3 separate regions of the Mus musculus genome follow, and all the other regions are linked to region 3. Evidence: chromatin loops called from intact Hi-C (ENCODE). Cell type or tissue: heart. All regions are shown on one strand. Region 1 has its middle 17 kb from the start of Slc23a4. Region 2 overlaps Stra8 (stimulated by retinoic acid gene 8). Region 3 holds the start of Gm52898 (a long non-coding RNA gene).

Region 1 (2,500 bases), 480 kb before region 3:
AATGGAAATTCCTCTGATTCACAACGATTTTAATTTTGAATTCATTTTTGGGTCCTTTTACTATTGGCAAGTTCATCAGCACCCTCCCATCCAGGTCCACGACTTGAGGCTGCAACCCAGTTCAAGAGCGAGAACTCTAGCCCTCATCTCAGCCGAGAGCGTGCAGTGGTCCTCGCACTTCCTTGATTAATGTCTTTCTCTCCCGCCAGATGGTGAATTCCATGAGGGCAGGGATGTGTGTCGGGTTTGCTGACTTTGGTACACTCACCACCTGGCACGATGCTCAAAACACCACACAGTAGCTGAGCGCTGTAGGATGTGCTGTGTGGTTGATGGGTGGATGGCTGGGAGGGAGGAGGAAGGGGGAAGAGGAAGAAAGAATCATTTAGGTACTTGTCATGCGTGTGGTGTATGTTCACGTGTGTGTGCACTTGTGTCTGGGTGTGAATGTATATGGGTGCGTGCACGTGGAGGCCACAGGTCTGTGTCTGCTTTCTCCAGTGACTCTCCTCTTCAGTCACCGAGGCAGGGTCTTTCACTTGCACCCCAAGCTTGCTGATTTGGCTGTTATAGCTAGCCAACTTGCCTCTCTCCCCATCCCAACTGCTGGGGTTATGGGTGGCTTTCAAGTTCATCCAGAATTTTCATAGGTGCCGGGATCCAAATTCTGATCCTCGCTCCCACCTGCATGGCCAGTGCTCTCACGGAGCCATCTCCTTGTCCCAGGATATTCATTTTAAACAACACTCTCATTTAGATCTCTCTCACCTGCTCATATGGTACTACAGATTGAAGACAATGTTATTTCTCTCCTATCCAGTCCTCAGTAGACTGGGCAGGGGATCCTTTGATAAAGGCCAGGACATATGCCTTGGCTGGGGAACATTCTGTGCTGAGACAGAAAAGTTCCGTGCCAGGCTCCCGGCCCCCAAACCTCCAGCCCTTTCAGTCCAGAGAGCATCCTGGAATGTCAGCACCACAGACAGAGCCCAACCCTCAGTTCTGGAAGGTGGGGTGTGTTCAGGATTCTGGCCAGGCCGGTAGGCTGGCTTATTTCGCCTCTAGGTGGAAGGGCGCTGTTTTTTATTTGTCCGCTGGGTGGCACTGTGGCCTTGTTCTCTATTTCCTGACGCTCTGACCGGTGATAGGTCAGAAGTTTTGTCTCCCCCTATTCGCTCAGCCCCAAACTTGAGAAAGAAAGACTTGGATCAGTCTAGACAATACAGTCATGGGTTGCAGTCTCTGTGTGCCGCAGGGCAGGCAGTAACCCTGTTCGATTTCAGCAGCGCGGTGCGAGTGGAGTGCTTGCTGAAGGATCACACTGCCTGCAGTGCAGTCCCACAAGCCGGACACCTCAGCTCCCATATTGTTTCTGCAGATACCCAAGCTGAGCAGTCAGATGGTAGGAACACTTGTGACGCTCAGTTTCCCTGCCTCCTCCTAGGTCCCTGTACCCAAAAGGCCCAGCACTGACCGTGGGAGTCCATTGTGTCCAGAACAAACAACCTGAAACGCTGCTTCATAGCATCTTCTCCTGGTGCTAGCATGTGGTCCAGAAGATAGAGACAGCCAGGATGTTGGCAGAAGGCTCTGGGTGCTCTGGGGTGAGCATTTATGGAGGGCTCGGGAGTTACTGGGAAATAGACTTCATGAGAAGTCAAGAGGCAACAGCTCCTGTGAAAGCCATGGGTCGCAGCGTGTTCATTGTGGGTGTGGTCACCATTGGTGACTCCACGTGTCAGCACTGTCTTCCTGGAGACAAGCCAGTACTGGGCTGCCTGTTAGCCGGCACCTCTCTCAGCCCCCAAAAGGAAGCCATGGAGCCCAGTGGTCTGCTACTCAAGGAGCTGAAAGGAGGCAGGCTGGGTTCTTCAGCTCAGGGTCACTACCAACTCAAGAAGCAGTGTCCAAAAGAGGGTAACCTTCCCATACTGCAGGACCCATACCGAGCAGGACGCTCAGCGAGCTTCTACTGCACAACACCCAAGCAGGCTCACTGACCCTGAGGTATGAAAGAGGGACAGGAACCCCGATGGGGACATGCAGTGAAAAGGGAGCCCTAGACTCCCGGGAATTCTCCAGCACAGCTCACATGTGCTGTAACGCTGCGACACTGAGACAATGCTGCTTTTATATAGAAATGCTTTCAAATGAGAAGGTTAAAATAGCAAGAAATCAGGGTTAAGGTCTGAGTGGATGTCTCCTGGTATAGTGCATACATGACCTTAGTCCCTCCCAGGCGTGATCCGGAACCTCGCACACAGGACCGGTAGCTTCCTATGAGCTAGACTTTTATGGTAATCCTGTCAGGTGCTCTAGAAAACTTTTAGAGAGATTCTCCACTTACCATCTATGCCTATGCACAATTGAGAGAGAGAGAGAGAGAGAGAGAGAGAGAGAGAGAGAGAGAGAGAATCATGCATTATGGGAAAGGACACACTTTCGAAAGTAAACGTATTAGCAAGCTACCCATCTATCAATCCACCAATCAAAATAGAGA
Region 2 (2,500 bases), 420 kb before region 3:
CAATAATTAATTCATTAATGTATTGTTAATTAGCAGCTAAAAAAGATAACCGAGAAGAGAAAGAGCTGTGTGGTACACACCTGTCATCTGATGGACCAACCTGACTCCATTTTAAGCCATTTTGTCATAGGTCAGAACAAGTTCATTTCTACTTCCTGAACAATTCAACTTGACTGTGCTTTAACCTGTTTCTGAAATTTGACATCTTCCCCTTCCCGTGGAGTTGGACTCACACCTTGATTATACTCTGATTAGATGCTCTGCCAAATAATTTAAAAATGTTCGGCCAAGTTCCGATGTAACCAAAGTTCCTCTGGAAATCCCCTTGAAACCTCCCTAGTCTGGACTGTATAAACTCTACCCTCCCTCTCCTGTGTTCAATGCTGTATTTCCAAACCTCACTTTTGGGGGAGACAGCCCTAACAGATAGAAAATAAAGCTTGTTTAATTTGACCAAAGAATCTGGGGTGATGGCCTTTACTTTCTTTGGTGCGATTAACATCATCCTAGCACCCGGGGAGGCAAAGGCAGGAGGGTGTGATTTCAAGGAGGGTCTATTCTCTGGAAAGTTCTAGGCCAGCCTGGGCTACATGGAGACTGCCTCAAACATCAGCATCAACAAGAAACAAAAAGGGTAGGAAAAGATAAATGTGTGCCTTGAGATACAGGCATACTGAGCCTGCATATGAGTGCCAAGTGTGTATTCACTTCTAGTATTGGTATTGTACATATGTATATGGTGTGTGTGTGTGTGTGTGTGTGTGTGTGTGTGTGTGTGTGTGTGTGTGTAGATAGATATACAGGGTCCCAGAGCATCCATTGGGGGATGACTCTTGCCCACCAAGTAACCACATGATCTCCCTCCAGCCCATAATTTCCTCTCTCAGGTCAGGCTGCTAGGATGCTGGCAGAGAAGCCGGGCTTTGACAGTTTTCCTATGGGCAGCAGGGCTGGCAGCTCTTGGCCAGTCCTTACTTTACAGTCCTATCATGTGGAGACATGTTTCACTATCCCCAAGTCCCTGTACCTTTGAGGCTGTGATATCAGACTGGGAGTAAACTGCCTTCCTTAGGTTGTTGAAGAGCCCTACCAGGGTGGCTCGATGGCGGGCCTGTGACAGGCGTCTGCGGACCACCCGAGGCTCAAGCTTCTGCAGCTGCGCCAATGGCTGGGGTGCCCCATCATCACTGGGTTGGTTGCCTTCTCCAGGGGTGGCCATTATAATCTACAACATAATATACCCCCCTTTAGCCTTGCATAATAGAGATACAACATTGAGGAAGGCAGACAGAGCAAACAGAAAGGACGTAGCCCGCAAGGCAGTGAATATGACCAAGACCCACAATAAACCACAGGTAACCCCAAATCTCCTACTGGAGCTTGGCTCCTAAAATTACAAACCATTTACAGTGGATTTCCAGTTGTCCGGTGAGTCATGAAAGACTGTACCCAAACCCTCTTGACTGGTAGGGAATCTGAAGCTTTCCCAATGCCCATGGCCAAGAAAACTGCTTGGCTGGTGGGAGCCCTGGAGAAATGTGCAGTTCTTGTCTCCACCACAGGGGGGAGACTGTCTCCTAACTTGCTCTCACTGTGGTTGTCAGTCTTCGCTGCCCAGCTTAAGGAGTGAGACTAGCAACAGAGCAACCCCACGGGCTACCTGGCATTGTGGCCTTGATCTCCTTCCATCAGCCTTAGGTTCTCCCAGGTCAGGAGCTAAGGAGGAAACTTGGAGACTCTGCCCCGGGGAGGAGGGTAAAGGCTGGCAGATGGCAAAGGACAGTTGAGTGATTTTCAGTGGCCTCCTGCAAGCTGCCCCCTTGTCATCACCAGCAAAGATCTTCTGCAACTTCCCAAAGATCGTCTCTCCTAATTATTATTATTGACCTGGATTTGCTGTTGTCCCTTACAGGGGCCTAGGTCTATCTTTTTCTGACCAACCTTTTTAAGGGCCTGCTTTGGAACTCCCTATATAGATCTAGCTGGTCTGGAACTCATCCATCCCTGCTATCGGAGTGCTGAAACTAAAGGGATATGCCAGAACATAAGGCCAGGCTGGATGTTTTTATTTAGCATTATTAATTTGTGTGGGTGGGGGGCGCGCATGCGTGAAGGTCAGGGGATAGCCATACAGAACGAGTTCTCTCCTTTCACCTCTTCAGGACCCCAGGGAAGAGCTCAGATTGTAAAGCTTGCATGGTGAGCGCATCTTGCTCTCTGAGCTTCCCAGACTGAACAGCAATGCACTTGGATCCAGGTCAATAGTAACTGTGATTGTGTGGCGCGGCCTCACCCTGGAAAAATACCTCCAGAATCTCCTCGGGATGGGAAAAGGGAAGGCAGGACTGAAGTTAGCGCTGTGCTAAGAATGGGTGACCTAGCACACAGTGAGTGGGGGACCTACTACAGTGTAAACTTAAGGTCAATAAGTGGTTGTGTATGTGTAGGACAGGTTCTTATCATGCAGCCGAAGACAGCCATGAACTCAAGATGTTCTTGC
Region 3 (2,500 bases):
CTAGGGCAAAACTTGAGAATTCCTTCTGCTCACAAGATACTTCTATTGTTATATACTCTGTAATTTGAATGACATCATGGCAGGTCTCTGGTTTTATGGCATTATAGCAGCTGCCTGAGGGGAAATCCTCTGAGCTGATTACACATGAGGCCTCCTTTGCTCTCTTATGTACCAGCAGCAAGGGGATCATTTCTGCATAGATGATAAGCAACTAAAGTCTAGACAGGTTAAAGATCAAGGGCTGGTTGTAAGAAAAACCTTAAAAACCAACCCACACTGGAGGGGAATGAACCCTGGGAATTCTTTGTTTTTTGGGTTTGTTTTTGTTTTTTGTTTTTTCGAGACAGGGTTTCTCTGTGTAGCCTTGGCTGTCCTGGAACTCACTTTGTAGACCTCGAACTCAGAAATCTGCTTGCCTCTGCCTCCCAAGTGCTGGGATTAAAGGCGTGTGCCACCACGCCGGCTTTTTTTTTTTTTTTTTTTTTAATCCTGGGAATTCTAAGGGCGCTCTCTCTCTCTCTCTCTCTCTCTCTCTCTCTCTCTCTCTCTCTCTCTGTGTGTGTGTGTGTGTGTGTGTGTGTGTACACACTCTCGAAACTTTTGAATCCAGACATGGATTCATTCACTTCCCTTGCCAGCCAGCCAAAGAGACAAGCAAGCAAACAAGTGAGCTTCTGAGAGCGAACCACGGGGCTGCCTAACTTTTTAGAGTTTTAAAGGAATAATGCTTTCTTGTATAGCGCAAGATTCCTAGCAACATTTAAAATAATTACTATGCATCAATATTTTGCATTCACAAAAGTTTCTCACCCACATCATTTGGTCTGTTTATCTTCATTACAAATGGAAAATTGTTTGGTTTTTTGCCTAATCAGTCCTGAAGGATGAGCAGACAGGAGGCAGCAACTGAGACAGGGAGAGGTGAGTGATGGAGAGGAGAGCCTGGAAGGATACTAACCCTTCTGGGAGTCTGCATGAGCCTCTGTGGAGCAAGACTTGGGAAATGTCACCCTGACACCTGTCTGGAGAAGAGTAAAAGAAGTTGAGGCGAGAGAAGCTGAAGTACCTCTGGGGGAGATGAGGGCTTTAAGAGCAGCAATAGATATGGAGAAGGAATAAAATTGTGAGTAGAGATGACACCACAATTAATCAAGAGAAGACAGGGATGGTGGCCAGGAGGCTGGGTGAACACCCTGATATGGTCAATGATACCAGATAAGTCTCCAGAAACCAGGAAGGACTTGATATTAGTTTATATATTAGATTTAAACCTGCCTCTTTCCCAGGGTGAAGTCCCTTGGGGATCCAGTGCTTCTATTTATGTTTATGGTTATGTAGGCAGAGCTCTCCAGCTACAGGACCACAGGAAGAAATCACACAGAGGAATTCCAGGCCTCCCTGTAGCACATGACCAGTTATAGCAGATTGCTCAAGGTAGGGTTAGAGGCAAATATAGATGCATTTGTGAATAAATACTGACCCCCAGTGTCCATGTGCAGAAATAAAAATTAACAAGCCCTCTTCATGCTGTACATAGGCTCTGCTATCAGAGTCAGGATCCAGGATTCTTCAGAAACAGACAGCAAGTAGCGAGCCTACAGCTAGAGGCTGCTGGGGGAACTCTGGGCACAGTCTGTCAGGACAGATCAATGGCCTCGATTGTGAGTACAGAACTTGTGTTAGCTTCCCCCCTCTAGTGCACTGCTGATATTTGCCAAGGTCCAATCTCAGCTGCTTCTTAATCTTATCAGTGTGAAATAGTAGATTGACTGATAAAAATTCTAGCTTCATCTGACAGCCCACCTAGTTCAATAAGGCTTCCAGTGGAGATTTCCCTCAAGGAGGTGCCAAGTGAGGCAACTGGGCAGATGTTCCCTTCTCAATTGAGTGGCGGACTCTACTACTCCATTCATAGAAACTTCTTAAGTAAATTGGGCAGCAGCTTCTTCGGCTGTGGTGGCTTCTTCTTGAGGAGAGTAGCCATTTAGAATCCTGGCTAAGCACCAGCAGGGTTGCTCGTGAATGGCTCCTTCTTTTGGGGGCTGGTTCTTTGGTACTTTGGATGTACACTGACGTCACATCTCAAGAAAATGAATTCATTTTCGTAAACTCCAGTTTTCAAAGTGAGAATGCTTAGATGTTACAGTTTGGATGTGAAATGCCCCCCTCCCCCAACTTACCTTTGTTAAGATAGGGCTTTGGTGAATAATGACAATACCAATGATTATGCTAACAATGTGGGAAATCTGATGGGGCCCCAACCCAAGACTAAGAACTCCAGGCAACTGATCACTGCCAAGGGAAAATAGGTCCTCTGATTGGTTACACACCAAGTGGTTAGCCTGAAATCAGGTACATGCAGGCCACAGTAAACACGAACTCAACAGGTTGAATTTACATACTTACAAATTATATCTGAATATACTAAATTATTTAAATTAATTAAAAGATACGAAATAAAAAGGAAATCAAGGATTTTTTTTAAAAGATGGGGCTTTGG

The links. Hi-C counts contacts between places; a loop is a spot of excess contacts. Peaks named below come from ENCODE experiments on the same cell type or tissue, not always from the same donor. Only the 100,000 strongest peaks of a DNase experiment are listed, where the experiment ranks them.
Region 1: it touches region 3 in a loop (5-fold over the local background); 9 of 42 quality-filtered maps call a loop at or near these places.
Region 2: a loop joins it to region 3, with 7 times the contacts of the local background. A loop is called at or near these places in 22 of 42 quality-filtered maps.

Annotation. Positions count from the first base shown.
Region 1 is chr6:34,994,127-34,996,626 of GRCm38, reverse strand. No RefSeq gene overlaps it. Among named protein-coding and RNA genes, the nearest start is that of Slc23a4, 17 kb to the right of the region's middle. In heart, a CTCF peak has its summit at 1,081 (motif pointing right); DNase peaks (open chromatin) are centred at 1,096 and 1,706; H3K4me3 peaks cover 546 bases; H3K27ac peaks cover 429 bases; H3K27me3 peaks cover 594 bases.
Region 2 is chr6:34,926,444-34,928,943 of GRCm38, reverse strand. It overlaps Stra8 (stimulated by retinoic acid gene 8), which reads right to left. Exons shown (of 9, transcript NM_009292.2): 2 at 1,028-1,225. The coding sequence starts at 1,219. Among named protein-coding and RNA genes, the nearest start is that of Stra8, 6.7 kb to the right of the region's middle. In heart, a CTCF peak has its summit at 1,554; a DNase peak (open chromatin) is centred at 1,623.
Region 3 is chr6:34,510,577-34,513,076 of GRCm38, reverse strand. It overlaps Gm52898 (a long non-coding RNA gene), which reads left to right and starts at 1,292. Exons shown (of 3, transcript XR_003956420.1): 1 at 1,292-1,434; 2 at 1,538-1,661. In heart, a CTCF peak has its summit at 1,480; no DNase peak of the experiment used is centred here; H3K27ac peaks cover 953 bases.